5 separate regions of the Homo sapiens genome follow, and all the other regions are linked to region 1. Evidence: chromatin loops called from intact Hi-C (ENCODE). Cell type or tissue: GM12878. All regions are shown on one strand. Each heading gives the region's core, and the rest is flanking DNA. Links, peaks and the distances in the headings are about the cores only. Region 1 overlaps RBM20 (RNA binding motif protein 20). Region 2 holds the start of ADRA2A (adrenoceptor alpha 2A). Region 3 has its middle 480 kb from the start of HEAT2. Region 4 overlaps SHOC2 (SHOC2 leucine rich repeat scaffold protein). Region 5 has its middle 93 kb from the start of HEAT2.

Region 1 (6,371 bases), core at 540-5,539:
ATTGGGAATGCTTCTAAGGTTTTCCCAGCAAGCATGATGTTGGTCATAGGATGTAACTGTCTTTTTCATGTTCTCAGATTACATCTTCCCAATTAGTAAGCTCCTTGAGAGTAAGGCCTAAATATCATACATTTTCCCATCCACCACAAAACACTGTGTGTCACACAGTAGGCAAGTCCATAAAGACGAAAACCACATTAAGTGGTTGCCAAGGAGAGAGTGACTGCTTAATGGGCACATGGTCTCCTTTGTGGGTAATGAAAAGGTCCTGGAACTAAATAGTCATGATGATTGCCCAGCATTGTAAATGCACTTAGTGGCACTGAACTGTGTACCTTAAAATAATCAAAATGGTAAATTTTGTGGTATGAGTATTTTGTCACACACACAGAGAGCGAGAGAGAGAGAAAGAGAGAGAGAGAGAGAAGATATAACTAGTCCAGGGACACAACAACTCGTAAGTGTGATTACGAGAACCCAGTTTTTCACTGTAATTTTAGGAGTCAAAAGAGAGCTACCCCCTACATCTCTACATTGAGCCCAAGTCCAGTACATTCTCCCTGATGCCTCCTCTGAGTGATCCAGGCCTCGGTAGCCCTTGTTTCCAGACACAACCATGGTACACACCCTGGCATGAAACCCTATCTGCCCCATATCACTCTCTGGTCATTTCATGCACACTGGTTTAGTTCCCCAGGTAGACATACTCTGAGCTCTTTGAGTCCAGGGCCCATGAGCCCTCCCCACAGGGCTCACTGGCTTGACTACTGTTGTGGAAACTGAAAAGCATACCAAATGCTTATTTATATGTTTCACAGTTTTAACTTGCATTTTAGCTAAAATGTTCCCACATTCTTTTGGTTAGCAAAACATAACAGGCTCTCCTTTTGCCACTGATTCAATCTCAGGAAATGCCTTTTCGCCATAGAACTCCTAAACCCATTGCTGCCTATTGTTTTCTCATTAATGAAAAAAAAAGTTAACACTACTTTCTCCACTTACTCATAAAAGTTTCATTTCTCTACTTCAAACACTGTGTGAACATTAAAAGGTGCTATAGGTTGCATTTTAATAGAACAAGACAGTAAATAAAAGCATATGAAATTACAGCCTAGGAGTTTAAACACGTAATATTTCAAAGAAGTTTTACTTCACTTGAAAAAGTTTTCTCTTTCAGAAAGAAAACTTTCTAAAAAGTTTTCTCTTTCAGAAAGAAAACTTTCTAAAAGGCTTTCTCTTGCAGAAAGAAAACTTTCTAAAAAGTTTTCTCTTTCAGAAAGAAAACTTTCTAAAAGGCTTTCTCTTTCAGAAAGAAAACTTTCTAAAAAGTTTTCTCTTTTTAGTGTATTTAGAAATTAGCAAGGAAAACCCAGATTAAAAAGTCATTTAATCTACCTTCTAGCCTTGGATGCATCACTTACTTTTGGTCCCAGCCAAGTACCTCAAACCCTGGGTGTTAGTTTTCTTATTCACAAAATGGAAATAAAAGTGTCTTCCTGTTAGTCTTAGAGAAGCATTGTAACCCACGATTAAGACAACAAACAAGAAAGTGAGTAGTAAAGGGCAGAGCCCTGACTATAAGGGAGAAACTTGGGACAGAGGATCTCTGAGTCCAGAAAGGGAAGAAAGGAGGTGGCAATGACTGTCTCTCCCCATCCTTGGCTCCAGGTCTCTGCACCACTGATCACCTAGTCTAGCAGGTGCTTTGAGCCTGGGCAGGATCTGTGGAAGTGGCCAGTGGATCTGAAGGGGGTTGAGAAGCCAGTGCTACCCTGCCAGAATGACCCCCCCCCCCAAAAAAAGAGTTTTTAAAATCAATGCTCAACTTTTCTCCCAAATGATGATGCAAATACCAGTAATACACAAGCAGGTGGAGGTTATTTTTAGTGAGGGTATTTTTTTAACTTTCTATTCTGAAATACTTATAGACTTGCAAGAAGTTGCAAAAATAGTACAGAAAGGTCTATGTCCTTATCTCCTATCTTCCCCAATGATAACATCTTATATCACTATATTACATGATCAAAACCAGGAAATTGACACTGGCACAATACAATGGACTAGACTGCAGGCCTTAATCAAATGTTATCAGTTTTTGCAGACACTGTTATACAAACAACTATAATGGTGCAGAGGGTAGAAAAAAGAAAAAGAAGTGGTATAGAATTATTTACATCACTAGGATGAAATCAATACAATGTAATTTCGATAGACAATTCATGAGTATGCAAACAATTTTTTTATTACAAACGATATTTTTCTTCATGATTGAGTCCATTGTGATGGGATGATATTTGCAGCATCTTACTCCAGTCCCCCATTTGGGGAGGTGAAGAAATTTCCCACAACAGTTCTAGAAGAGTCAGGGAGAAAGAGGCATCCAATGCCCATTGCAACCCTAATCCCAGACCCTCTCCATAGGTAGCACTGCCTGCTCCCAATCCAGCTGTGCAAAATCATAGAATTCCCACAGCTTGAAGGGCATCTCCAGGTGGAATTTGGTGCCGGCCTTGAAATACTCGGGGTCGACTGAGCAATGCCACCATCTGGTGGTCAGACAAAGAACTAAGGAAAGCAGTGGCAGCTCTCCATTTGTGGGTCTTACCAGTTGAGCAACCTTTTAAATCTATTCCAGGAGGCTCTACTTAAGGTACAGCCATACTAAATGTTGTAATAAAGAATGTTTCGTAATGAGAATAACCACTCTACAGTGGATTAAATATGGCCACAAATTCCTGGAAGCCCCTCCCATTAAGACATGAGTCTATTTCCCTATCCTTTGAATCTGGGCTGGGCTCTTGACTTGCTTTGAAGCAGAATGCACAGGAAGAGATGCTGTGTAACTTCCAAGCCTCTACCTCAATTGGCCTCAGAGTTTGCCCCTCACCCTCTTGGAAGACTGCCACTTTGTGAACAAGCCCGCACCAGCCTCCTTCAGCATGAGATTCTAGTGGAGAGAGAATCTCCATTTCTCCTGAGGTCCCACGCATATGAATTCCAGCCGAATCGCTACCAAACGTGGTGATGAGCGAGCCCAGGCAAGAACAGCTGAAGGCAACTCAAGTCATAACCCACAGAATCATGAGAAATAATAAAGGGTTCTAAATCATTAAGTTCTGGGGTGGCTTATAATGGAACAGATTTGAACATTCTCAAATTATTGTTTAAAAAATCTGTACTGTGGACAAGCTTAAGGTTTATTATTACTATTTTAAACTAGATTACTAGGCAGGGCATACATCGCTATTTCCATATGGTAAACCTTGCTTGTTGCATGCATTTTGAATATACGGCATACTTTGATTTTCCTTTGCATTTTCAGCCCTCCTCACATGTTATCACGCATTCATTCATCAAACACCAAGCATGTTGAAAGTGACAGCTCCTGGAGTAGGCACTAAGGATGTGACATTGAATTGGATATGACGGCTACTCCTGAGAAGCTCATGGCTATTGGAGAAGATACGTATGCAAATGCTGAGTGACCACTCCCAGTGGAAGCAAGACAAGGGGCTAAGTTAGTCAGGACCCAATAAAGAAAAGAGAAACCACTCCAAATCCCTTGGAGAATTTAATCCAGAGAATTTATCAAACAGACAAGAAGGTACACAAAAGCTAGTGGGGACAGGAGTAGCAATAGAGCCCTGGAAGATCCCCAGCCACTGTCAGACAGCCAGCCACAGAGGAGGGGGAGAACCACCCTGGCATCCCTCTCCGACCACCCTGCAGTCTCACCCCAGAGGCTTGCACTGTTCAAACCCAGCAGGCGCCTGGAAATGCAGCCTGCAGGGATCAAATCCCTGGGATGTGGAGCACAGGAGGGGAAGAACAAGGCTTATGACTTGCCATGGTGGTATTCAGGCTAGAAAGTCTTTACAGCAGAGGCAGTGGCTGGGCCAAGCCTTGACACTTAGAAGAACTGGACTCTATTTGGAGATGTTTTGCAGTCACATTTGGGTTTGCCCAGGAGAAACAGGGATGAAAAAGCAGAGGGTTTGTATTCAAGCAACTGCTTACAACATTGACCCAAACAACAGTAACCACGAGGAGAGTGACAGTGCATAAGAAAGATGCCAGCACCCCCAGGGAGGAAGTGCTGGAGTTCCGGAGAGGCAGAAGTAACCTCTCGCTCTTGGCTCCTTTTGGTGCTGGGAGGACAGTAAGGTCAAGGCCATCCCTTCAGCTGTCCTGAACACAAGCCTCTTGACCCACATGGTGGCCGCTATGTTTCACCATGAGCCAAGCAAAGGACCAAGATGGATTCATTGCCTTTGTTCGAAATATAACTGAGTCTTCATATCAGCAGATTTCTTTCCTTGTCTTCTTGGTACAAGTGTACATATCTTTAGATTTCTTATTTCAGTAGCTAAATATACATCTAAACTCATTTGAAATGAAATAGGGACTGGCTCTTTCACATTCTAAAGTATGGTTTGCAAACTTCAGCAGGCCTCAGACACACCTGGAGGGCTTGTTCAAACACAATATCACTAGCATCCACCCCCAGAGTTTCCGTTCAGTAAGTCTGGAGGAAGGTTTGAGAATCTGCGTTTCCATCAAGTTGCTAGGTGGATATTGCTGCTGGTGCAGGACCACACTTTGGGAACCAATGTTCAAAGGTATTAACTTTCCTCCAAGTTCTTTTATTTTATATATCAACCCACCTTCACCTTTCATCACCTTGGTAGTGGCGTTTCCCAGCCACAAGCATCAGCCCGGTGCTGGTGAAACTACAGCTCCCAGTCACTCCCCTGGAGATTCTGAGGGCCTGGAATGCTACCTTCAAGGGCCCCAGGAGAGTCACATCAGGGTGACAGAAACCACAGGCATCCTGCAAACCTACTGTGTGCCAGGCACTGTGCTTGACAGTGATTGACAGGCGCTATTTCGTGTGATCTTCCTTATACTTCCGCTTGCATTTCCTCTGTATAGAGAGGTATCTGAGGCACTGAGAGGTGAAGGAGTTTGCCCAGTGCCACACAGCCAGCAAGTGGAAGAGCTGAGGCTCAAACTCAGGAAATGTGACACCACCCTGTCACTGTACTCCCAATCATTCTACTCTATTTCTTCCTAAAGAAAAGGGGACTGGAGCCCCCACCAGGATCACTGAAAAATTTCTCTAGTGAAGAGAAGCTGATCTCTTCCAACAAGGAACACCAAATAAAAATAAAAGGACAGCTGGGCACCGTGGCTCACACCTGTAATCCCAGCACTCTGGGAAGCTGAGGTAGTCGGATCACCTGAGGTCAGCAGTTCAAGACCAGCCTGGCTAACATGGTGAAACCCCATCTCTACTAAAAATACAAAAATTAGCCGGGTGTGATGGTGCGCATCTGTGGTCCCAGCTACTCAGGAGACTGAGGCATGAGAATCGCTTGAACTGGGAGGCAGAGGTTGCAGTGAGCTGAGTTTGTGCCACTGCACTCCAGCCTGGGCAACAGAGCAAGATGCCACCTCAAAAAATAATAATAATATAAAAGAACAATGTGGGTATTGCATGCATGCATGCATGTGTGTGCCTCTGTGTATGTTGTGTGTGTGTGTGTGTGTATGTATAAACTGAATCAGAAGGCTGGGAGAAGGTGAGAAGAGGGAGAAGCTTTGGACTAAAGTTGACCATTAAAACCTAGTAATTAACAAATAAAAAGTGTAACTATTTATCACATGCAACATAAAATAAGATATATCACGTTAAACTTGTCATTTGATGAACTGTGAAAAAAATAACCCCAGTTAGCCCATGAAAACTCTTACCCCTTTTGGCAAGCCACTTAATCTCTCTGTGCCTTGGTCTAATGGTCTGCAAAACAGAAATTGATTTACCCCATTGGAGGTTTAGAGAATTAAGTGAAATAATGAATGTGAAAGCCTCTAAGCTCATAAGCCTTTTTTTTCCATTGTTGGTAAAATATACAGTTCATAAAATTTAACACTTCATATAAACCTTTCAAAAATAATTTGTAAAATACATTGTGTCTGAGTTCCTTAAACAGGGGAGTGATTAAACCCTGAGGTTTTCGGAACCCTGCCAGGCTTGAGGTGCTCTGAGAGTGATGGCTCGTGCCACAGTGAGAAGGCTTCACACTGTCCCTGTGCAACTGACTTGATGACAGCCCGGGCCGCCTTCCGGGGAACACATCTCTCCCAGGTCCATGCTCAGCAGAAAGCAGATCTTTCACAGTGAGAGTTGGAGGTGAGGCACACTGTTGAAGAAGATGCAGATGAATCTCTTTATGTTTCTAGCATCAGCCCTCTACTCAAGAACCCGAGCCTCTGCTTTGTGCAGCTTTTGGGGGTTTGAAATACTAACCGAGCCTCCCAGCTACTACCTAGGTGCTTTTGAAACAGGTGAGCTACTAAAATATAGACCA
Region 2 (6,371 bases), core at 746-5,745, 330 kb before region 1:
AAGCTTCCCTTGTAGGAGCAGCAGACGCCCGCCCGCAGGAGGCTGCAGAGCCACCCCAGACGAGGAAACGCAGAGCAGGCAGCGCCCGGGTTTCTGAGTGCCCTGGGGCTAAGCACCCCTCGATGCCCCCCGCTGCCTGCAGTCAGCGTGAGTCTACGCGGGCGCCAGCGGAAACCTCACACGATCCGCTTCCTGTCCCCCCGACAGAGGATCTTCTTGAAGGCGCGGCGGAAATCGTGGTTGAAGATGGTGTAGATGACCGGGTTCAACGAGCTGTTGCAGTAGCCGAACCAGAAGAAGAATTTGAAGAGCGTGCGTGGCACGGAGCACCCGACGGCCGTGAGCGTGTAGGTGAAGAAGAAGGGGAACCAGCACACCACGAACACTCCGATGACCACGGCCAGCACGAACGTGAAGCGCTTCTCGCGGTTCTGCCGCCCGCGCCAGCGCGACGCCTTGGCAGCCCCGACGCGCTCCTCCCCCGGCCCTGCAGCCGGCGTCCCGATCCCCGTCGCCCCCGGCCCGCGCCGCGGCAGGCTGTCGCCCGGCTTCACCTGGCTCGCTCGGGCCTTGCCTTTGCCCCGGGGACCGCGCTCGGGTCTGCGGGGCCCTGGAGGCCGCTCGGCGTGGTCGGAAGACGAGCTCTCCTCCAGGTCCAGCGCGTCGGTGTCGCGCGGCCCGGCCGGCGCGGGCTCGCCAGGGGCGCCGTTGAGCTGGGTGGGCAGCGGTTCGGCCTCTGCGCCCCCCGGGCCCGCGCTGCGCTCGGGGCCCAGACCGTTGGGCCTGCGCTCGGTGCCCCCCGGCGGCGCGGCGACGGCGTCCGGACCCCGGCGGCTGGGTGGCACGCGGGTGCGACGCTTGGCGATCTGGTAGATGCGCACGTAGACCAGGATCATGATGAGGCAGGGAGCGAAGAAGGAGCCGATGCACGACGAGATGACGTACCACTTCTGGTCGTTGATCTCGCAGCGCGGCTCGGCCGGCTGCGGGCCGCCGCCGCCGCCCTTCTTCTCGATGGAGATGAGCGGCGGGAAGGAGATGACGGCCGAGATGACCCACACGGTGATGATGATGGCCTTGATGCGGCGCGGCGTGCGCTTCAGGTTGTACTCGATGGCCTGTGTGATGGACCAGTAGCGGTCCAGGCTGATGGCGCACAGGTGCACGATGGACGACGTGCAGAAGAGCACGTCGAGCGCCAGGTAGATCTCGCACCAAGCCTTGCCGAAGTACCAGTAGCCCATGACCTCGTTGGCCAGCGAGAAAGGGATGACGAGCGTGGCCACCAGGATGTCGGCCGAGGCCAGAGACACCAGGAAGAGGTTTTGGGGCGCCTTGAGCGCGCGGCTCGTGAACACGGCGATGATGACGAGCACGTTGCCGAACACGGTGAGCAGCATGAGCAGGCCGGCCAGGCACACCAGCGTCAGCGTCACCTGCAGGGAGTAAGGGGTGGCCCGGGCGCCGCCCCCCGGCGCCTCGGTCCCGTTCCAGCTCGCGTTGCCCGCGTCCGGCTGCAGGGAGCCCATGGGCGCAAAGCTGCCCTCGGCCAACGGCTGCTCCTGGCGGAACATGAACGCGGGCGCCCGCTGGCCTGGGCCTGCTGCCAGCTGCCTTCCGGCCCGGCGCCCGTGGGTCCTCCTCTTCCTCCGGCGCCCCGCTCGCCTGGCTGCGGCTCACATAGGGAGGGGGCCGCAGGGAGGCCGGGCCCGAACTGGAGGACCGCTAGCGGCCCATGGCCCGGGTCCCGCGAACTGCGCCTGGCTCGCGCTTCAGACGCTCTCGGTGGGCGCCTTCTTGCTCCGAGCTCCTAATACAGCCAAGTTTTATTTCTAAGCGGCGGGAGAGAGTAGGGAGAGCCGATGGGTAAAGAGAGATTTATTCTTCAAGAAGGGAGAACAAAAATCATCGGTGGCCTGATAACTTGGAAGGATGACAGGAAATTAAATATATATATACATATCAATATCTGTATCTTGAATCTTGAGCCTGAGCGAAAGCAAGAGGTCTTACCGTGTGCGGGGCCCGCCCCCACCCCGGGAGGCAGCCGAAGGGTGCTGATGCGAGCTCGGGGGTCCTATGTCTGTCGCCTTACATCCCCGAAGCGATTACCGACTCTCTGGCTTCCCCCAGACGCTGCGGTTCTGGCCCGGCCCGGCCCGGGGCTGGGGCGCGGACTCTGCCGCCTCTCGGAGCGCCGCGAGACTTCCAAAGTTGTGCGCCCTGCTGGGGCTGGGGCACACTGTGCGGAGCTCCGGGACGGCGGCGGCGGCGGGGTGAGGAGTGTGGGGGCCGCATGAAGGCACCCCCGTCCTCAGGCGGGCCGGGGCAGGTGAACGATCAGCTCTCCAGGAGCCGCGACGGAGGCAGGGGTTCTCCTGGGCGTCCGCCTGGTGGGCGCCGAGCGCTGCTGGATGGGCCGGGGTCCGACGACAGCGCGAGTTGGGGCAGGAGCGCAAGGCGGGGAAGAAGGCGCTGGAGTGGCCGGGCGGCGGCACGCCGGCTGCTGGGCTTCTGCACCGAGCTGGAGCTGCTGCTGCTCCGCTGCGCTCACGGTGGACTCGTTTTATAGCCCCAGGATCAAGCAAGCGTTGCTGAGCAGCCGGCGTCAGCCCCCACGTGGGAAGCCGACCCTCCCCCGCCCCTCGCACCACCCCTCCGCCAGTCTAGCGCCCGCGCCTAGCGCTGGACCTCGGGGAGCGTTGCCCTCAGGCGGGACGAGCCCTTTGGAGAGGCGGGTACCTTGAGCTAGAGACTTAAAGAGGGAGCCCGGGGGTGGGGGGTAGGGGAGGAGCGGCCCCTGCTGGGAGTTGGCCATGCAGCTCCGGGCCGACGGAGCAGAACGCAACGGGCACCCGTGAGTGCCCCCAAGAAGCTGGATCTTGGGAGAAAAGGGAAGAAAAAAATGGAAGGGAATCCCCGCCCAAATCGAGGGAAGTAACCTCCGGTGTGAGTTACGTCTGGAGCAGCCCAGCTCCGGGCCAGAGCCGACGCGGTCCGCAGGTGCTCCTGGAGGCTGGGGAGAAAGGGGTCCTGGAGAGGGAGGAAGGCGCGGCTTCGGATGGAACCCCTGGGGCGGAATGGACAGCACCCACGGGGAAGTGGTACAAGCCGGAGTTCAGACCTCCGCTTAGGGAAGAAGCGGCTACGTGTCCTCCCAGCCGCGATGCTGTCTGCGGGAAACGCAAGACCCGGGGTCTGGACCGCGCCCCCTTAGACCGAGGTGGGGAGGGGTCCAGGAGCCGAGCGCCAGGGCAAAGCGAGGACGCACTGACACCTGCTGGCCGCTCGTGGTCACGGCTGAGAAGCGACCCGCTGACGCCAGGCGCCTCCTCCCGTCTCTTAGGTCTTCTGCCAACAGAGCCTTCTCCTATCTCCGAACAAATTGGTTTCTAAGCTCAGGAAAGGAGAACCCAGAGTTTGAATTGCACCCTGCCGTGTTGCAGAAATCTTCCTAAAGCAGATACTCGTGTGTCTACCCCTGGCGGGAGTGGGGGTTTGTCTAATAAAGTCACATCAGGAAGGGCTCAGCAGGCACCGCCGGCCAGAACGGGCATCCCACTCTGGACCCGCACAGCCCACCCTTCCTGCAGATCCGAGAGAGGCCAGGATCCTGCCTCCTTGGTTGCACAGCTCTGGCTTGCTGGGAATCATTATGTTTTTGTTGAGGACCGAAAGCTAGACTCCACTCCCGCCCCGCATCCCACCCCCATTCAGATGTACACACAGCATCCTTCAATAAGGGGAAGAGGGAGTAGAATATTTTCCATGTTCTCTCTGATAAGAATAGCGGTGGGGGCGGGGGGGAGTGGGTGTGCGGCGAATGGCAAGTTTTTCCGTGCGTGCTAGCTGTCCTAGGATAGATTTTAACGGTCACTAGAGCACTAGCTTGCACCCTGCTAGCTGCACTTTTCAGATGAGAGCAAGCAGTTTAATGGTAAAACCCAAGAGGGTAGGAAATTTCAGCAGGAGAGAGATTAGACTTAAAGGAATGTCGTCTTATTTAAGGAACCACTAAACCAAAATGCCTTGTGCAGTCACCTAAGTTGGAATTCCAAGGATGGAACAGGCTGCCTCTCTGTGCAGCCAGCTGCAGGCTTAGGTCTGGCTGGGGGCTGATGGCTAAATTAAGGGCCCTGAGAATCACCTTCATTCCCAGCTGATGTCTATAGCCCGCACCAGTGATACAGTTATTGGTGCTGCTGCTGTTCATGTAGTCTCAAAATCTGTACTTTCCAAAGTATTTCACAGAAGTCTCATTTGACTTCAGTACCTTTGTCTCCCAATCTTTGCCCTAATGGTATAAACTCCCTTTCCAGTGTTAGTTCTGAGGAGCCTTTCTAATCTCCCTTTCTGGACAATCTAAAGGAAGCTGAGAAGACAATTTCCTCGCTCTGTTGAGTCACTCATTTTCCATCTTCTACTAAAGTCTCTGCTCTGAGGCTCTTGGCAGGGGCTTTGGACATCGCCAGTAGGCTCAGTTGGAAACATGGCTACAGTCATTTTTGCACAGCAACTAGGAACCCCACACTTCAAGTATGAATACTAAGAGACAAAAATCAGAGCCCGTGGCAATCTGGGGTTTGCTGTGTTGCTGTTTGTAGAACTCGGGAACTGAGTCTTAGGAGACCATCACTTACCATCTGCACCCCAGCTTCCAACACACTGCTCTTCTTCCTAATTTCAGAATCAAAAGAGGAAATAAAAACAAAGTTTACAGTAATTATCTTTCTTGAAATTTCTGCTGCTAGCCTGTGTATGACACCTCTTGTCATATTTTCTAAATGCTTCCCAAACAGCCAGGTGGTTTCTTAATTCCCTGATTTGGAGTCTTTTCTCCTAAAATGGGAACAGGTCTTTTCAGAGCCAGGAACCCTGAGGCCAATACACAACGAATACCAATAATAACAAGTGCTGCATTTTATTAAGTACCATGATGTATGCACCATGTGTAGGGTGATATACATGGCCCCTTTATACACAGAGTTCTTATTCCTGTCACATGTTCCTTATCACCAAAGGTTCTGCCTCCTCAGTTTGTCACACAGGGTCAGTATCTCTGAGCTTTGAAAAGCTATGTGGACACCATTAATTTTTGCTAGAAGATTTCATGCTGTGCAAGCTGAGTGAGACATTGCTGAGCAGAAAGATATCCACAAATATAATAATTCTCAACCAGGCCTATAGATCAGCATTTCCTAGGAAGACAAAATACACTTACCAATGCCCCACCAGGGAAATTATTCACCAGGTCCAAGGTGGGATGCAGCATGTGTATTTTGACAAAACTCCTTGAGAGCTGCAGGTGTGCACACCCTGCTGAAGACTTACCACCCAAAGCAATAAATCTCAGTGGGGGACAGGAGTGATGAGCAAGTGCCCTTGTGGGGACAGGAGGCAGTGTCCAAATTACCCGGGGTAGGAAGCCAACTTGAGCTAGAAAGAGTGGGCCCCAGATTGAGAATCACTGCCCTGAGCCAGTGAGACTGCTATGACAGTGTCATAGCCCTCCAGGGAGCTGGGACAGAGCAAATAGTTGAGAGCCACTGTAAATATGGAGTTTGGGTTTGATGGCCTGAGAAGGAGTCATTTCTGGGGACCCAAATGGGGGTCCATTATTACTTATATTATTACTAAAAATAAATAGTACCTATTAGCACCAACCACATGCTAGGCACAATGCCAAGCAGTTTATGTACTATATATTATATAATTCCCAAAACAATCCCATAATGTAGATTTTATTATCTGCCTTTGTAGATGGAGGAAACTAGGCAACAGACTAAGTAAACTGTCCAGCTAATAAGTGGCAAGGACAGAGCCGAACTCTATTTTTCCTGGTGGTAAGCCCAATGAGCTTTCTAAGTTCCTTACTGTGAATCTCCAGCCTTGATCGCACTGCCAAAGAGAAACCTGCAAAATGTTCATCAGAAATGAGCACATTGACAAGTTAGCACATCCTCCTTCTAGCCCTGTCCTTTCAGTCCATTGATGTCTACTAGATTAGGACAGTACAAGGCAAGATGTATTCCCTCTTTCTGTATCTAATGCCCACTCTTGGAGGCAACGTCACATACACTCTAGGAGACTGACCATTCCCCAACAGCCAAGCTGATGGAGAGCAAGCACTACACCAACTGGTTAGGCAACCCCTCCTCCTCCTAGTAGAAGCAACCTCTCTCTCTCATGGGTGCCATACATATTTTATCATGGCTTAGATGGACTTTTCTTGCTCTAGCTTATCTATTCATTTGTATGATGATCTAGCAGGTAGAAAGGACTGTCCTTTTCATCTCTATTCCTAGAGCATCTCTAAAACAGGCTTTTTAAAAATCATATTTCTAGTACCTACTCCTTGGAGATTCTGATTC
Region 3 (6,371 bases), core at 438-5,437, 850 kb before region 1:
TACTCTGCTGAAGCCTCTGTGTATCCCATACAGATATGTCCCTTGCTGAGCACTGCAGTTCCAGCAGGGGCAGCTGAGAGAGGGCATGCCGGCACCTGTGTTTGTGGCCTTGTCCCAGAGCAGTGGCTCTTTCTTGTCAGCTGGCTGGCTTCCAGGCGCAATAAGAGAGCATGCTGATTTCCAAGTATAATGCTTTGCTGGGGCTGGAATCAAAGCTGTCAATAGTAAAGAGCTTTCTTTTTAGTCTTCTTATATATTCAGCGGGAATTCAGCAGTGAAAACATGACCAACAATAGGCAGAGGGCCTGTAACAGTCTTTAAAACTCATGCAGATGGTTTTCAAACCTTAATTGTCTAAAAATGGCATGCATTGTTGACTGAAATACTAGCTTGGGCTGCAAACTAGGTGTAATAACTTTCTTACCTATCTGCTGAATCTATTGTTTCCTCGCTCATCAGGAATTTAAAGAGTTTACATCTGAAAGACTTGGTTTGGGGAATTAGAGGGTTCCCTGATTTTGCTGAGAAATGTATTAATAATGTCTACTAGTTATGTATGAGTTATAACAATGAGGTAGTCCCATGAGATATAAAATGCAAAAAGTTTTAAAAATATGAAACCAGTGATATTTTATTGGTTGGGAATCTCTTGGTTGAAAGTGATAGCAAGCCATTTAATGTGGCCTAAAGCAAAAGATACATTTATTGAAAAGTTCAGGAATTGTAAAGTTCATCAGGAATGCTGGATCCAGGAGTCCAGATTACATAGTCAGGGGTTAGTCCATCTCCTCTCTATCTTCACTTTTTCTTTGTTCTCTGTTGTCTCATTGGTGGACATGTGATGACCCCCCAGCAGCCCAGGCTTGTACATCCTTATGGTAATCAAATGCTATAAATCGCCCTGAGTCACCTTAGGGTTCATTACAGTTGGGTTCATTACACTCACCCTACAGTAATCAAATGCTGTAAGCTTTCTCAGCTGCCCTAGAGTTCACTCTGATTCGATTAACCTAGGTAACATCATCAATCTTTGAACCAGCCACTGTGATCAAGCAGATGGAATATACTCATTCTCCAAGCATGGATCATATGACTACCCTTTAAAATGAAATGGGTATGAGGTTAGCTGATCAGCACAACCCAAACCACATGGACAGAAAATTCGGAATGGATTATTCCCCAAAGGAAAACCAGGTTGCCAGATAGAAAAATGGGCATTGGACAAAAATAGTCAATGTCCATTACTAATATCACAGAACATCCAAGGACCCTTGCAGAGCATCTGTCCCCATTCTTACTCTTGCCAACTCGTCTTGATCCACTATGCCTTCTTCTGGGGACTTGAATACACTGAGCTTCATCCCACCTAAAGTTCTCTTTCGTTGCATCAGGCAACTCTGTATTTCCTAACATGCCCTTCACTTTCATGCCTCTAAGCTCTTACTCTTGCTCTTCCCTTCACTTGTCCATCTTAGGTGTGGTTCTCTCCATCTTTCAAGAACCCACTCAGTTATTGTGTCTCTTCTCCCAACCTAAACAGACTTCGTTGCTCCCTCCTCTGTTTCTCATAGCTCAACTAGAATAGCTGTCCAGTTGTGCGCCAGTTAGGTGTTTATGTATTAGTTTTCCCAGCTAGTCTGCAAGCTCTTTGAGAGTCTGAGCTGTGTCTTTTGTGTCTTTATGTAAATGATTGGAAAAGTCATATCAAAATAATGCTCTAAGAAGTTTTCTTATAGAAGTAACAATTTTTAAAATTACCTTAATAAGCACTACTGGAGTAAGTGGGCTAAGTGCTTTATATATATATATATATATATATATATATATATATATATATATATATATATATATATATATATATATAGCTTCGCTTATGTCTTACAAAAATCCTATAAGGTAGGTACTATGTACTATTCTTCTGTTCTACAGATGAGAAAAACCGAGGCTCAAAGAAGTTATGCAACTTGCCTATGGTTACGCAGCTAATAAGTGCCCAAGCTGAAATCTGAATCCAGATTTGCTTGATTTTAAAGTCTGAGGTATTAGCCATTGTGCAAACCGTCTCTTAGCCAGTAACTGTGTTTGCAAATGGGTAGTTATTCAGATACCAATGGATGCACTGAAGACTTCTCTACTCTTCCCCACCCCATCCTATCCCCACCAGAAATAAATTCTGCTTTCTCAATATGAAATTTTCTAGACCATTAGCTTAAATCTACTGTGCCAGTTTTTTAAGAACCTTTATTCCTGACTTTGCAATTGACTGATTCCAAGTATGCTGATCCACTAAGGAGCACCCTGTCCCAAATGAAATGGAATAGTTCTTTCTATAATAAAAGTTCACACTAAAGTTGACAAGATATTCAAAATGCCTGCCCTTCATAGAGGCTATATTTGTTATGTAAGCAAGGCAGTCTGACTTGTAACCAGTAGGTGGCACTAGACTTTCCCCTCCCGGCTATGGCTGTAACTGGTTATGGAGTTGTTCTGTTACTAAGCGGCGGCTGAAAGGGACCCATGGAATGCAGTTGCATGGCTTCCTATCAGTGAAATCATTCTGGATAGAGCAGGGTTCTTCCCCCAGCTTGCACTCAGCCTTGTCCTAGGCGTAGAGCAGGGTCATATGGATTAAATACCGGTTCTTAGGTGCACAAAGAAAAATGCAACCAGTCCAAGCGTGGCAATCTCCTTAGGCCACCCTTCCAGCTGCTGGCTCTTTGGCACTGTGATTTGTCTAAAGCTGATGGTGGGGGAGGTGAACATACAGGTACATTGCAAATCATTAGGAGGAAAAGTACTTCATACTCAGAATCTGGACTGGAGTGGTAGGCTGTGCCAGGAAATGCTTTTCTCTGCACAGTTAGGGCAACTAAATGCCTTGATTAGGGACAATGTCTAGCCACTCAATCAACATTTCCTAAATCTCTTCTAGTAATTCAAATCATTCTGGAAGCTCAAAAGGATATGAAGATGGAAAAAGCATAGTTCCTGTATTCCAGGAGCTTACCATCTACTAATAATGAATCTAATATCCATTGATTCAGCCAGTACTGATTGGGCACCTATTGAGAAATGGGGAATAGAGTGTTAGATCACACTGCCTGGATAGAGCTTACAGCCTAGTGGAGAATATAGACATTAAGCAAGTAATAACACATTACTAGTATAATAAATACCATGGTAATAAAGTAACAAGACATCCTTGCTATGAGGACATATAGCAAGGAGGTCTGGAGGCGTGTGAGTCATACAAGGCCTTCTAGAAGAGATGATTATAAGGGGATATCCAAAGAGGAGCTGGAATTAAGTGGGCAGAATGGAGAAGGGAGAGGAGAAGAATGAGAATCATGTCAGGTAGAGGGAAGAGCATGTGATAACCCAGAGGCAGGGTGGAATGAGGTACTTTTAAAGAACTAAAAAAAAGTCTGTGAGGCTAGAGCTGGGTGAGCAATAAGAAAAGTTGTAGAAGATGGGGCTAAAAGGATTGATAGTCAGGACCAGATGATGCAGAGCCTTGTATACCATGTTGAGGAATTTAAAATGTATGCAAGAGCAATGAGGAAGCCCTGATAGATTTGAAAAAGATTGGTGTTATGACATCATATGTTCATTTATTTATCTAATAATATTTATTGCATGCCTACTCTGTGCCAGTGTATCAGGTGCTAGAAACTTTAATAGAGATGTAAATTATAATTTAAAATTTTAAAAAGTAATTGATTCAGAAAGATGGGAGGCAGGAAAGTTTTCTTAGAATGAAAAATGTATTCATGCAACAAAAAGTTTTGGGCACCCTGGCATATCTCAGGATCTGTTCTAGGCCCTGGAGATTCAATGGTGAATTATACCCAGTCCTCATCACAAGGAATATTTATTGTGTGCATTGAAATTCATGGCAGGAGGTATAGCATGTAGGAGATGAAAGGGAAAAATCAGTCAACTGAAAGATCTGCTCTGGCAGACACTGAGAGTGTGGCACGGTGGAAGCTAATAGTAACCAGGATCCAGCACATTAGTGTTTACACTTTCATGTTCATGATCCCAGTTTTCAAAAACCGACTGTGTCCCACTAAAAGGAACTAGGAATCCATGGAAGAATGACTAATTCCAGATCTGAGACAGGAAATGCATAAGATGAGCATTGGCCATCTTTTTATGCAGATAGCAAAGATGTAGTCAAAGATGAATGGAATTACATCAAAAGGACATCGAAACAGTTTGAAGGGTCACTCATTGACCAAAGATGGGACAATTTGAACATCAGAACAAATTAACTGAGGAACACCTCTGTGAATTTACAAAAATATACATGTTTATAATAATAGTTTTTTTAAAAAGATAGCCCTTAACCCCCCAAATTAAAAAAGACTCATTGGTCACATTGGAAGTAACCTCACTCTGAAAATTAAAGGGAAATAATTAAACATTTATTTTTTCTTTCTTGGATAAGCAGTATTTCAATATGACCAAGTAGCCCTAGTTGACGAAGAAAACTACTTCTTTATAGAGGAATTCCACCTAATAAATGTAAAGGGTTGAAGAAGTGACAGAATTAGAACATTATCATTTTGCAACTTATAATAAGAATCAATAATTTAGGCAAAGATTTTCAATGAATGAAGACATTTTTAAAAATGAATGGAGAATTTTTCCATGAAAGGTCAGGCTTTTACCATTTGAACCCACTGATTAATTTAAGTAATACTTATTCTAGTGAATAAACCAGAAATATTTACCACTTGAAGGAAGATAAAATACATGGCATCCCGTATGATGTAATTTTGGGAAGAAAGGTCAAACATGACTATAATGGAACCCTCAGAGAAAAAGTGTTGTTATTAACAAACATGAAGTTTACAGAAACAAATTAAAAGACAGTAGAATGAAAAAGTAAAATGATGAGGAAGGCACTGCTCTATATGAAAAGATTCTAGGAGACATAACCAAATGCAATGTGTAATCCTATTTGGATACTGTTTTGAACAAGCTTCCTATAAAATGAAATTTTTGTTACAATCAGGAAATGTGAATATAATGGATAATTAGACAAATCACAGAATTATTGTTAATTTGACTAGAGTTGATGATGGCATTGTGGTTATATATGAAAATGTCTGTATTTTATAGAAATGCATACTGAAGTATAGAGTGGTTAAATGACATGAGTTCTGAGATTTGCTTAAAAACACTTAGCCAAGAAAGGAAGGCATAATGTCTGATACTGGTGTGGCAAAATCTAGGAAACTGTTGAATCTGGGTGTAGTATATAGGTGTTCTCTGTACTATACATGTTTGAAATTATTCATAAAAAACCATGACTGTGGCATTGTGAGGTAAGTAAGGCAGAGTATGCTCCAAACACCCATGATTAGAAGTCTTACATCTGAAGCACGTGTATTGGTGTGAGGTCATGTAGCTAATAAGAAACAGGACTATGACTGGAACTCTAATTCCAAGTCTAGCACTCTTTCCATAACAGCTCTCACTTTGCTTTTCTAGAGTGCATTCACAAGTCACCCTCTTTGGCTCTTTGGCTCACGAGATGGCTCTAGCATTAGAAGAAGGCAGACAGCATTTTGTTCCTTACATTTTGCCCATTTCCCTAGAACTGGAAAAGAGGGCTGTGGTTTGTCAATAGGCTCCTGGAGGGAGGTGGTTTCCAACTGCTGAGTAGACGAATGACCAGGCACTAGTAAAAGGTGTGTTCACTGGCTAAAAGTTAGACCAAGCCCTGGCTTCTGGCCTTTCCTAAGCCACAGGCAAATCCCAGGCACATTGATCATCTGCAAGCATGTTTCTACCTGTTCTCATCTCTTCTCTTTGCAGCAGGTTATCCTTCCTCAAATATGAGAATATGAAATGCTTTAATGAGGGTATAAGAAATCGACCTGCTCACTTCCAAGCAAAACTGTGGGCAAAAGTTCACATTTAGATGGTGTCTATAATTCTCTTTTGCTGTGTACCTCTGAGAGGTTTTATTTGGATCAGCAAAGAGGTGGGAGTGCTAACACAAATGAAACATAACTAGCTTTATTTTCGGTAAAATGACGCTAACTGACATTACTACCTACTGCATGGCTGGCACTCTGTTAGTGGATTTCCAAAAGTTAACTCATTCAATTCTATGTAAATTTTAATTAAAAACAAAACAGTCTGGAGAACAGATTTTGGAAAACTCGAGGCCTAAAACAAGATTGAAAGTCTACCATTTACTTTCCCTTCTCCGGAAACCCAGGGAGAATGATTGCAGAGACACTAAGTCACTGGGATTCTGTAACCATAGGTGAAATTGCTAGGCTGGTGCCCATAGAGTTTGCACTTTATAGGGTGGATAAAAAGAATAAATTTCTGTGTTCTTTGGTTATAAAAGT
Region 4 (6,371 bases), core at 796-5,795, 270 kb before region 1:
ATTAAAAGTCTGGAAAAGAGCGGTAAAATTTTTTTAATGCAGAAAAATAAGCTCAATCCTTAACATGTTATTTCTAAAGAGAAGATTTAAGGGAATTAAATCTAAATAAAGAGGATAAGCAGTCCTATACTGCCCTTAACATTCTCCATCTGGCATCCTCCACCCCAATTCTTTAAGGAAATACAATTTCTCACCTCTACTACAGCTACTTCTTGATTTTTGGAGTTCATCAGGGATTCCATCTTTTTCCCATCCTACATGATCTCCCTAGGGAATCCTTGTTTCAATTACCATCTATATGTTGGATCATCTGTTTCCAGGCCTAACTTCCTAACATGTATGTATCCAATTGCTTACCTGGTATCTCCACTTGATGTTCCACAGGCTCTAAAACACATTTTCTTCCTACCTCTAAACAAACCAAAAGAATCTGGTCCTCTGCCAAGTTTCCTTAGTTTAGTAAATACACCCAGATGCTTAAGCCACTAATCTGGGAGTATTCTTTGATCCTTAGTCATTTTACCCACTCAATCATTACTTCTTACTAATATGTATTGCTAAGACTCCCTTAAGGGTCATTCTTTCCACCCCATTACTAAAATTTCAATCAAAGTCACTGTCATCCATCATCTGGATTACTCTAACAGTCTCTCATCTGGCCTCTTGGTCTCTAGTTGTGATATCCTTCAATCTATTCTTCTCAAGGTAGCCACAGTGGTTTTTAAAAATACATATTAAAGAATGATACCAGGAAAGATGACAATTAATCACATTGTGCAAAGGACTAAAATTTGTTGTCTTCCTTAAGTTTTCTTCAGCCAATTAAATAGTTATCATTGGGTATTATCTCCTTTATCCTCATAGCTTTTGTTTTTGTGAAACATTTTAGAACACAAACTTACATAATTAGCCAATACTACAACTTACTTTTCTAGGAAACCTGCACTCAATTTCCACCTTTAGTTACCATGACATCCTAAACAGCTGAGTCAGAGCAAACTTTCTTATAAAAGTTTACAAAAGAAAACAAAAACATTTTCTTTACAGAACATGGAGATCATGATAAAAATACTATTAGGACTAGAAGGCTCAGAGAATGGAAGAATGACTTCTAAGAATTCATTTCTCCATTATAGAGCACAGTCTTCATGACAGGATATAACAACAACAACAAAAAAAACCCTGACATTTAGGGTTTTAAAAATAATAATATATAAACAACATAAACAACTATAATGAAGGACACCACTGACCGTATCAAATACTATGTTGCATGTTTTTGTGCACTTATTTCTGTATACCTTCTACATGCCATTTGCTGTTTCAAAGTTCTCCAGAAGAATTTCATAATAGTAAAAAGTCATTTCTCTCAGTTCCACATTTTTATGGTTTCATGACACTGCAAAGACTGACTTCAGGTCCAGCTTCAGTTACACACAGCATTAGAAATCTTTTCAAAGACTCTATGGCAGAACATTTACAAATACATTATTTCCATTGAATAACAATACAGAATGACTTACTAAAATGGCCATTTTTATAAAGTCGAAATAATCAACAATATAATTCAAGTTCAAAGTACATTATTTGAAGGCTATTTATACCTTTTAGCCTTGAATCATAATTCAGAATAGCTAAGTATTTAACACAGTACAAGCCCTGTTAAACATCAGTGGAAACCTGATCTTTACCTGGAGAAAAATCCAAACTGTTAAATACATCATCATGTTCTTATTTAGCAATTATAAGATAACTTTCTGAACTATGTTAAAAATGAGTTTTGAGGTGGAAGAAGAGACAAACAGCAAATGTGAAAAAAACTATATTAGTATATTTTTCTATTCAAGACTAATATTAAAATAAATTATTTGATCCACACATAAAACATTTTTAGTAGTGGACATCAGGTTTTAAGTACTAGCTAAATGGACAGATTTCTTGAATAATAATTTCTTCGAAATCATAAAAAGAAAATGGTATAGATGGCTGATGCAGATGCTACTTGTATATTGTTTGATCAGACCAGTGGAAGGTTAAATTCTCCATAATGCTTTAAAAACTATATTTTCATTTTAAGAAACAACATAAGCCGGGTGCGGTGGCTCATGTCTGTAATCCCAGCACTTTGGGAGGCCAAGGCGGGCAGATCACGAAGTCAGGAGATCAAGAACATCCTGGCTAACACGGTGAAACCCCGTCTCTACTAAAAATACAAAAAAATTAGCCAGGTGTGGTGACAGGCACCTGTAGTCCCAGCTACTCAGGAGGCTGAGGCAGGAGAATATAATAGTGTGATCCCGGGACGTGGAGCTTGCAGTGAGCCAAGACTGCACCACTGCACTCCAGCCTGGGCTACAGAGCAAGACTCTGTCTCAAAAAAAAAAAAAAAAAGAAAGAAAGAAACAACATCAATAATTATAAAAGGCAAATTAGATAACACAGAACATCTAAATGATGACGGTCACTGATAAAGCACCCAAAAACTCTCATTAGATTTTCCAAGTAAGATGATTTTTTGGAGTACCTATAATATATAAAATGCTTCTAATGCCATTTAAATATTATTACATCATAAGGATTCCTAGGATGGAACTCTAATAATTTGCACAAAGACAGAATCTCCCCTCTAGCCAAACTTGCGCCATTGTGCAAGAAACAAACAAAAAAAAGCTCCTTCCTTAAGGTTCTTAACTGTCAGAAATGTGACATAATATATTGATTTTGTTAGAACAAGAAACTTTACCAACACCTGCTAAAAAAAACTGTGATAATATACAAATCTATGATGTGAATGAACATCACCCCCAACATGTTATGCTGTTGTATACCGCACAAACCGCAAAAGCTGTATAAGGCATGCCCTGCCCCAACTACTCTAAACAGTAGAGGCTACTCCTCCTACCAAACTTGGAAACGTTTCCAGTCTGAAATACTATAAACTATTATCCAGATGAAGTCTTGATCACAAACAGGTATTTAAATTCAAAACCGCTTATATTCAGAACTTATAATGTCAGTGGGATATTTAATAAGTGTATACAAAAGAAAGTATTTTTTAAGGGTAATGAGAACTAACTCCAGTTTTTAAAAATTAAAAAAATCCCTTATTTTTAAAGTCATTTTTCAAAGTGAAAAAATAAACCCAGAAATTTTTCTCAGAAAGGCCTTCTATTCAATAACAAAGTACTGATAACTATTTTATAAAACATTCTCATATTTGCCTAATGTAACAATGTTCAAGATACCCCCTTAGATACCAAGACAATGTCACAACTCTGGCACATTCAAATTCTCCAAGATTACATAATCAACTAAAGATTGCCATGCGTTTCCCAATGACTCCTAAAGACTAAACTACTCAAAAGAATAAGGCAAGAGATAAGTTTTAGCTAAGACATCTGATACACTATCTTATCCTCTGATCAAGGCAGAAGGAGATCTTTCCTCACAAGTAATTCATTTTAAAGTTTATAGATTTCAGGAATGTATACTTCTCCAGTTTATTTTGAATTATGCTATCCACTTTTATCTAATTTTAATCATGCAAGAGTGATCATATATTCTGATTTCCTGAGACCAATGTTGTGCTGTTGGCCCTATATAACTATTGGTAGTGCCCCCTTTTCATTTCAGAAGTGTCTACTTTTATATACTTAGTTACTATACATTCCTATTAATAAACAATTATAAATTCTGCAAGGTGAAATTTGGATTCAATACACATGGCTTAGCAATAACAGATGAGGCTGGGCGTGGTGGCTCACACCTGTAATCCCAGCACTTTCAGAGGCTGAGGTGGGCGGACCACGAGGTCAGGAGATTAAGACCATCCTGGTTAACAAGGTAAAACCTCATCTCTACTAAAAATACGAAAAATTAGCTGGCCGTGGTGGCAGGCACCTATAGTCCCAGCTACTTTGGAGGCTGAGGCAGGAGAATCGCTTGAACCCGGGAGGCGGAAGTTGCAGTGAGCTGAGATCACGCCACTGCACTCCAGCCTGGGTGACAGAACGAGACTCTGTTTCAAAAAAAAAAAGGAAAAAAAAAAAGGAAGTAACAGATGAAAAGCAAAAGGTTATAACAAAAATTTACAGAAAATCTAGATAAATTTTAATGTATAATAACTTATCTATTTTAAATGATTCAAGCTACACAATTAGATAAATTAGAAATTTGCAATTACATTTTTTAGAGATCATTCCCATTGCAATACCTACATTTTAAGTACAAATAAATGTTTTATGTGTATTTTCCCTTCCTGTATCATCTACTGTTTTCACTTGTATCTATAAAGTTCATAAATTATTTAGCACTTCCTCCTTTCTGTATAAAATAATCATGTGGGATTTAGAAAGTATTAAACTCAGAAAAGGACAGCTTGGCATTACCATTGCCATTTTTCTGCTACATATTAACAAAAAGCAAAGTTTAGAGCAATGTTTTTATAATGTAACATCCTCGGACATTCTTATTTTATTTGCTGAGTCTCATGGAGAGACTAAATATAATTTCTTTAAAGGAAAGGAAAATTTTTGGATATGCCAATTAGTCCCATTGCAGTTTCAGGAAAAAGTATTAGCTCATATGTAGTCTTCAACAATATCCCTTATTATATTCAAACTATTTAAATATTAAATATCTTGATTTCACAGGGATATCTTAATCAGAGTCCATTTTAGTTTCTTGGGAAATAATGAAATTTGTGGGCTCTCACAAGGTGACAGCCTACAGAGGATATACATTTTATACTTCTTTAAAATTTTTTATAACTTGTCATTATATTGTTTACACACAGCATGACTTCTACATGTAAGACTGATCGTTTTACATTACTGTTACAGATTAACATAAAGGTGGAACAAAAATGCTTTAAAAACCATATTTTCATTTTAAGAAACAATAACCATTTTTTTTAAGAAAAGACATTTAGTTACTACCTTTAAAGTTCAAGTCCCAACATCTTAATATATAAACACACCTGGATACGAGATTTAAAAAACCACACAAACACACAAGCTCTAGGTAGAGCTGTAATAAACAAATTCCTTTTATAAACAAAATTTTAACTGAAAAGCCACAGCAGATGGGGGGAAAAAAAAAAGAAAGGATATTACTTGGTAAAATCCAGTGACATCTACAATAGTTTTACAGCACATTTAAGCATTCTAGGGTTTTATATCTTCACCTGCCTTCCATTTCTTAGTTGATCCTTATAAAATCTCTCATTACGAACATAGGTTTGACCTCAAAACTAGTCATGAATTTGAGTGCCAGGAAAAGCAGAACAACAGTCCAAATTTCTATCTTAATATCATAGCCTTAATTCAAAAATGGTTTTGTGTAAAACACAACGCCCAACTAAATGGAAAAAAAAAAAAACACACAAGCAGCAATATGTAATTATACAAAATAGTGATTAATTATATATGAAGTGTTTTTTAGGATGACATCTAGAACGCACCTTGCTCTGAGACTCCTCAATAATCAAATTGACTTAGACCAACAATACTGCTAAGTATTAAAAGCAGTGAAGCAAAGAAAACGCATCAAATAGTACATGCACATCTTACAGAACTTCCACTGAACTCCCCAATGGCTTCTATGCAATGTGCCTCTTTTCCATAACTGTATTAACAACTACCAAGAAAGGAAAGATGAGATTAAAAGTAATGATACTGAACTGAATTGTTTGAAGCCAGTGCCCCATATGTGGGGAAAAGTGCATTTAGTTCAGCAGCAATACAGCACAGTGTGAAGATATTGTGCTTAGACACAGATATTCCAGAATTGAAAGATGTACAAGGCAAGTCAAGATATAAAACCATAGTACACTGTTAAATAACCTTGAAACATACATACATTGCAGTTTTCAAAGAAAGACATTCATGTCATTGTACAAGGATAGGAAGAAATCCTTAAAGTTACCTACTGTAGTTTATGATATAATAAATACATATCTATATAGCATTGTATATACATATATAGATTGTGTGTGTTTATATGTAATTTATTTGCCCAATTATCCTGTTAGTTTTGTGGATCTGCAACTTTCAGGAATGAAAAAACTCCTTTTCACTGCAAGTTTCTCTTCCCCCAAACTTAAAAAATATTCATACTAGAAAAGGTCTCAATACCCTTCCCCTACCCAAAGACTCACTTCAGGTATTTTGCTTCACAACTCGTCAGAGAAGCAAAATTAAAGAAATTCTAGATTTTTGACTGTATCTTTTCACTTTGCCAGTTTTTTTTTTCAACAAGCAAATACCTTTCACTGTTTACACCAGTGGATGCAAATTCTTTAGCAGAGGATTCAAACTCTAGATTTGACTGAATAAAACAGAGCAAATCAAAACAAACAAAAGAAATCCAGT
Region 5 (6,371 bases), core at 501-5,500, 460 kb before region 1:
GACCTGTTAGCTAAATTATAGATAATGGCGTGGGGCTTAGTGTTTCTCTGAAGCTCTTTCAGCCACATGGAACTATGTGGTAATGCAAGTCAATGTGAAACAAACATATGAATAGATGATGGGGGATGGATGGATGGATGAACCAAAAGATTCCAACACATTTTAAATAAAAAGCTACACTTACACAGGATTTTTTGGTTCTCTTTTATAGCCATATCCCCAGTGCCTACCACATGCCTTATGCACAATAGTTTCTCAATAAATATTTATTGAGTAAAAGAGGAATGAAAAGGAAATGGCTGATAAGTTGTCACCGCTACCAAACACTAAAAGGTAGAGGCATTCTTAGCTTGTTCATATATATATATATAGAGAGAGAGAGAGACAGGGTCTCACTCTGTTGCCCAAGTGGTACAATCATTACTTAACTGCAGCCTTGACCTCCCAGGCTAAAGTGACCCACCCGCCTCAGCCTCTGGAGTAGCTGGGACTACAGGCATGTGCCACCACACTCAGCTAATTTTTTGTATTTTTAGTAGAGATGGGGTTTTGCCATGTTGCCCAGGCTGGTCTCAAATTCCTACACTGAAGTCATCCACCCACCTCAACCTCCCAAAGTGCTGGGATTACAGGCATAAGCCACCACGCCCAGCTTGTCCATATAATTACATAAGCTAAGCTGTACCTCAGCTTCTCTAACAATTTCTGCTAAGACTTATGAGACATTTCAAAGAGCTGATCCTTGTAGGCTGATGTTTGCATATCCAGCCTATATAATGTGGGAATATCTCGAAGTTAAACAGATTTTCTAAAGCCCTAGTAAAAGAATGCAAAGGAGAGGAAGAAACTTCCCAAGGGTCAATAAGACGATCTACTGAGATACCATCAACTTTCTTCACTGCACTCACCAGAATCTGCAGGCAATAATGTTCAGAGACACAACACTCCTCACATAATCAGAAGATAAAGCATTGCTAATGACATCCAGGGAGACCCTCACTAGAGCAAATTGGCCTGGATGGAAAGCAAATTTGCATGGCAAGGCAAGCAGCCAACAGGCTGTAGTGGCAGATGCTCTATGCCTGACCGTGTAAAACAGAATCATAGTTTCAACGTGCATCACTTCCTTTGGTCCTGTTGAGTTCTGGGAACGTGAGGGCAGATTCTCAATTCCACCTTCCAGCATAGCCTTCTACTCAATAATTCCTTATGCAGGATCATGTTTATTGAATCAATAAGCGCATACACTGTCCTTGAAATCAGTGTGAATATGCTCAATTTAAAAATAACTGGAGTGTTGCTTGGTCCCCAGGGTATTCCCTGAAGAACTCCTGCCAAGGAGAGGGTCTGCTTCTCAGGGGTAAGAATTTATAAAGGAGACAGCATTTCATGAATCATAAATTTCTGTAGAAGCAAGTTTTCTCTTTAGGACCTGCAAGACCACAATCAATAGTGAGCTTTGAATAAAGTTCTTCATAGAGACAGCATGCAAATGCTGTCCCTCAGAATCTGAAAATTAGGATTCAAGGTACCCTGCCTGTTCATGGTGGAGTAGGGCTTTGTTAGCAAAACCCAATTTCAATGTTTGTCCAAACTCACCAAGCACACTCCTGTGAATCACTCATGCCAACTCTGCAGAGCCCATCTACTGTGGAACCTGGTACATTTCTGGTACAGAGCCGTCCAGGAAATTCTCTGTCCTGTCACTCATTCCCTTTGTCTCACAAGAGGAGCATTTTCCTCCACCATGGTCCTCAGGAAGACAAGCCCCTCTCAGAACAGTAGATGGCTCTGAAGCTGAGGGAACACGAGGCACATTCACAAATACCAAATTCACTACAAATTACACAGAGGGACCAGGAAAGCTGCCCTGCAATGTGCTGGAGTCTTGCCCTGTCACCGTCCACTACCCTGAATGGAGGGAATGGCTGCATCATGAAGTTGTGCTGGTCATTCTGTTTGCTTCCTTGGCATCAATCTCCATCCTTCTCTGCCCTGGGGGTGGCCTCCAGGAAATGCATCTTCAGGGCTCCTTTGCTGCCTGCCTACCAGCAGGCAAGAAGATTCGAGGGTCGGGTAGGGGTCAGAGGGCCCTCTTTGGGCCACTGTGCTGGCAGGGTCTTCTCCCCTCTGCACGTCAGCCCCTACTGGGCAGCCACTTCTCCCCCCTCAGCTCTCACTGGGTTCCAATAACACTGTTCTCTGACCTTGATGCTTCAAGCCAAGAGGTGGTAAAGACCCCTGCTCTTGCTTGTCTGTGGGTGCCTCAATATCCCTTGTTGATCCTCATAACCCTGCCCATTGCTCTGAAAGTCTTCCTTTCACCAAATCATCCATCAGACTTGTGTTTCCTGGCAGGGCTCTGGCTGGTGGAGAGGTGCCATGGAAAAGGTATTCATCTTGGATTAAGGGAAGCTGAGTTCTGAACGCTGCTCTGCTTCTGACTAGCTGTGTGATCTTGAGGAAACCACTTCACCTCTCTGGGCCTCAGCTGCCTCATCATCAAAATGTGGAGGGTGAATAGTCCAGGGGAGCCCTCACCACCCTCTGGGCTCCCTTTTACACACACACACACACACCAGCAGTCCCAGTGGCATGCCTCCAGAACCCCAGGGCTGTGAAGGCTGTGTTTGAAAGCTATAGTCACTCTTATTCTATTATTGACTTTGATATTTGATATACGATTAGATGACCTTCTCTGGAGAACTTACCGAATGACTATGACAGCAATGCACTTAAGAGACACTGCTTAGGGATTTACAGGCTACCCTGGAGGAGCATGCTGGGGCACCAATTGCACCACACATTGTTCCCCTCCTATGGCAAGGAGGCCAGCCTTCCTCCATGTCATCTGCCATGCCTGGGGCTGTCAGAGGTAGGGAGAGTGGAGGGGATGCTCTGTGATGAGACACCTGTACCCCTGAGGACAGGTCTCAGGAGAAGGCCACAGCTGTGCACCCTCAAGGCCGAGACTCTCAGCACCTGGGGTGGAGGGATGGGGGGCCTCCCACAGCAGCCACTCCTGCAACCCCTCTGTTTCTAAGCACCCCATGGCTTCCCAAGTGCTTTCCTGTTAATCACCTGCCGTGATGCTTGCAGCATCCTTGTGAGGGCAGCTACATTTGACAATTACATTTGACAAGTAATAGACAAGCACGTTTGCGGTACCTGAAGAGTCAGAGGCCTTCCCCAAAGTCATCCAGCCCAGCCAACAGGGGGCACTGGAACCAAACTCCAGGCGCTGTGCATCTTTTCCGGAACTAAACATTCAATTCATGTAGATGATTAAACTAAATTACTGGCTTTGAGGGCTTCATATTTGGAATGAAGCCAACCTTTGTGTGTTTCCATTCATGATGAGAAGCATGTCCCCTGGCTCTTCTCCACATTGGTCACAGGCCTACCCTGAAATGAAGACAGCTGTCTGTGAACCTTGACCTCTTATGTGTACTTCCCAAGTGCTTTTGTGAAGGTAATCTCACACAGGTGGGGCTGCTTTGGCCAAGGTCACAAAGCTATTTTCCTCCCCAACCAAGTTTGGTCTAGAGTTCATGTCCCTTGATTCTCAGTCTGGTGCTGTTTCTATCCCCCTCATTGTCCTTTAGTCATTCAACAAACATGTGTAGAGACCTACCATGGACCAGGCCAGTGCTAGCAGCTGGGTGAAGGAAGAGTGGTGAGCAAGGTCCAGTCCCCACCCTTAAAGGAGTTTAGAGGCTGGTGGGAAAATTGATGCAAAGGAATTGCTGTGATGAAAGTGTGTGTCCAGTGTGCTGGGACACAAAGGAGGAGCACTTCAGCCTTCTTTGCTGAGACTGTGCAGAGGTGCAGGGGAAGGGCTGAGGCTGGAAGCTTTTGAGGATGAGTAGGTGTCCTCCAGGTGGAGCACGGTGGGAGGAAGCAGCATTCTGAGGAATAGAAGGAGCTACCTGGGCAAAGGCATGAGTACGCATGACCCACATGATAGCTCAGCATGGCAGAAGCATCCAGTTCAAGGGGCATGGCCGTGATGACCTGGGACAGGTCGTCAGGAGCCCAGGAACAGAGTAACTTCTCTAAGTCCATAAGTAGAGCAGCAATTTCCTGGGGAGGGGACCACAATGAAATTTGGGCTTCAGAGCCATCAAAGGATTTTCAAGTGAGTCATAGCAGTATACCTCTGCAATGACAGCCTCACCCAGGCATGGTGTCTGAGACTTTGACCAAAAAGGTTGGAAAACCACAACAACAAAATAATAACACTTACTAGAGCAGCTGACAGACATACAGCACTTAGCATGCCAAGCACCAGAATGAGCCTTCCCTAGTGTTATGAACAGAGTTTTATTGCAACATGTCTGACTTGTCTCACTCTGTGCAAAGAAGATGTGAACAGGCTTTAAAAAATAGTCACCCCTGCTGTTATGGCTATCAGGCTCAGCTCTCTCAGGAAGCTGCTCTGAGCCTAGTAGGATGAACTCACCTCTGGGTCTCCTGAACCTTGGCTGAGAACCTAACATCCTCAAGATGAGTTGCCAAGAGTTTCCTGAGTTCTATGCTTTGCCTCCTTGGTGAGTCTGGGGCTCCTGGGGCCAGAGATCACATATGTACCCTTCATATCACTGAGAGCTATACTGCACACATTGAGGATGTTGAATAAACAAAGATGGATGGAGGTGGCTCCCTCCTCTACCCCAAACACAGCTACAAGGTACAAGCTGTGCGTGTCCTTCCTGACAGCTTGTCTGTCCAATGTGTCTCCCCAGGAGGGACAGCATTGATTCCCTGGCATCTTACCTTCCTGTGATCAATTTCTCTTGACATTTGTCAGACTCTAACACCTCTTCTGCCGCCCTTCAAGGGGCGGGTTCTTTCCATGGAAACTGTGAACACAGCCCATTTGAAGGGAGATGGCTGTTTCCTTCTGTTTTTCCTCCACTTTTTAGTGGAGAAAAATCAAGGCAAAGGAGACCAGAAAGAAGAGGAGCTAAACAACTGCAGAGAAACAAAAACGCTAGGTGCAGGGTTTCAAGTACTGGATGTTCTCAAACGGTCAGAAGGTAGCCTAGCAGGGGCTTAGAGTTAGCCACTTCCTACATGGTGATTTTCTCCCCAACCTCTGGTAGAGCCTGGAGTTCCATGTTACAGAGTCATCCCTATGGATTCTGAGTGTTTTCCCATCTCTTTCCTCTGTCAGTAGCCAGGAAGGTGGTTATTAAACCATAAACACTTAGTAGCCAAGATCTCAGAAATTAATTTAGCATATGCTGCTAACTTGTCCTCATGAAAGTGGGACTGCAATATGGACTACAGAGAAAGCAAGACTCCAGGAAGGTGGAAAAATCAGAAGAAGGAAGGGATATCCAACACACCCTGAGTAGGCATCCATCCTATGCCAAATGCTTAACAGGCATGATCCATTGTCACTGCAATCCTTATAAGAGCAGGTGTCATTTTCCCGACTTACAGATGAGACATCTGAGGCTCTCCAAGGAGAATTTACTTGGCAAAGGTCATTGTCTTTGTTTGTGTTGTTATTAAATAATACCTGAGACTGGGTAATTTATAAAGAAAGAAAGATTTAATATTTGGCTTGCAATTCTGCTGGCTGTACAATTGGGTACCTGGTAAAGGCCTCTGGCTGCTTCCACTCATGATGGAAGGGGAAGGAGAGCCAGCATGGTGAGAGAGGAAGCAAGAGAGGAGAGGAGAGGCACCAGGCTCCTTTTGCAAACCAGCTCTGGCAGGAACTCATACAGAGAGAACATGCTGGTTACCATGAGGATGACACCAAGACACTCATTAGAAGCCCACCTTCATGACCCAAACACCTCCCATGAGGCCCCACCTCCAACATTGGGGATCAAATTTCAACATGACATTCGAGGGGTAAACAGTCAAACCATAGCAGTCACATAGCTAGGACAGGGCAGGTCTGGATTTGCTCCCCGCTGATGAGCGTGGCGTCACATGGGCCCCCCAACTTCTTTAGAGATTCTGATGCAGTTGATGTGGGCGGAAAGGTCAAACAGGCTGTATTCTTTTCTCCCTGGACTCTCTAACCATAAACTAACACACACACACAAAAGTGCCATCTGGTCCTCCCTGTGGCTCTTAAAACAGCTCAATGTACTTTCTCATGTTCACTTTCATCCTTTCAACAGCCCTGTGAGGAGGATGGCAGGGTGGCTATCCCTGTTTTCTTGATAAGAAACTGAGAAATAAAAGAATTATCACTACTGTGGTACTGATCACTTTTTACCTTATCAGGCTTTGAGCTAGATGGATTTGGGTTAAAATCCTTGCTCTGGTCCTAGGAGCTGGAGCAAGCTATTCTCTTCCACCAACCTTTGCTTTCTCATCTCTAAGATGGGAAAAATACATGCTTTGAG

The links. Hi-C counts contacts between places; a loop is a spot of excess contacts. Peaks named below come from ENCODE experiments on the same cell type or tissue, not always from the same donor. Only the 100,000 strongest peaks of a DNase experiment are listed, where the experiment ranks them.
Region 2: it touches region 1 in a loop (2.5-fold over the local background); 12 of 110 quality-filtered maps call a loop at or near these places.
Region 3: a loop joins it to region 1, with 9 times the contacts of the local background. A loop is called at or near these places in 12 of 110 quality-filtered maps.
Region 4: it touches region 1 in a loop (2.3-fold over the local background); 6 of 110 quality-filtered maps call a loop at or near these places.
Region 5: a loop joins it to region 1, with 8 times the contacts of the local background. A loop is called at or near these places in 10 of 110 quality-filtered maps.

Annotation. Positions count from the first base shown.
Region 1 is chr10:110,742,721-110,749,091 of GRCh38, reverse strand. The region is part of intron 1 of RBM20 (RNA binding motif protein 20); the gene reads right to left. LOC124902498 (a long non-coding RNA gene) reads left to right here. Exons shown (of 3, transcript XR_007062286.1): 3 at 3,323-3,398. Among named protein-coding and RNA genes, the nearest start is that of RBM20, 100 kb to the right of the region's middle. In GM12878, for the core only: a CTCF peak has its summit at 2,555 (motif pointing left); DNase peaks (open chromatin) are centred at 796, 1,576 and 2,427; H3K4me3 peaks cover 1,403 bases; H3K27ac peaks cover 2,007 bases.
Region 2 is chr10:111,073,200-111,079,570 of GRCh38, reverse strand. It overlaps ADRA2A (adrenoceptor alpha 2A), which reads right to left and starts at 2,542. Exons shown (of 1, transcript NM_000681.4): 1 at 1-2,542. The coding sequence starts at 1,574. The coding sequence ends at 177. RefSeq lists a silencer at 2,530-2,579. In GM12878, for the core only: a CTCF peak has its summit at 3,283 (motif pointing left); no DNase peak of the experiment used is centred there; H3K4me3 peaks cover 1,371 bases; H3K27me3 peaks cover 1,293 bases.
Region 3 is chr10:111,594,726-111,601,096 of GRCh38, reverse strand. No RefSeq gene overlaps it. Among named protein-coding and RNA genes, the nearest start is that of HEAT2, 480 kb to the right of the region's middle. In GM12878, for the core only: a CTCF peak has its summit at 2,428 (motif pointing right); DNase peaks (open chromatin) are centred at 2,506 and 2,631.
Region 4 is chr10:111,012,314-111,018,684 of GRCh38, reverse strand. SHOC2 (SHOC2 leucine rich repeat scaffold protein) reads right to left here. Exons shown (of 9, transcript NM_007373.4): 9 at 5,020-6,371. Among named protein-coding and RNA genes, the nearest start is that of MIR548E, 27 kb to the right of the region's middle. In GM12878, for the core only: no CTCF peak of the experiment used is centred there; no DNase peak of the experiment used is centred there.
Region 5 is chr10:111,204,578-111,210,948 of GRCh38, reverse strand. No RefSeq gene overlaps it. Among named protein-coding and RNA genes, the nearest start is that of HEAT2, 93 kb to the right of the region's middle. In GM12878, for the core only: a CTCF peak has its summit at 3,213 (motif pointing right); no DNase peak of the experiment used is centred there.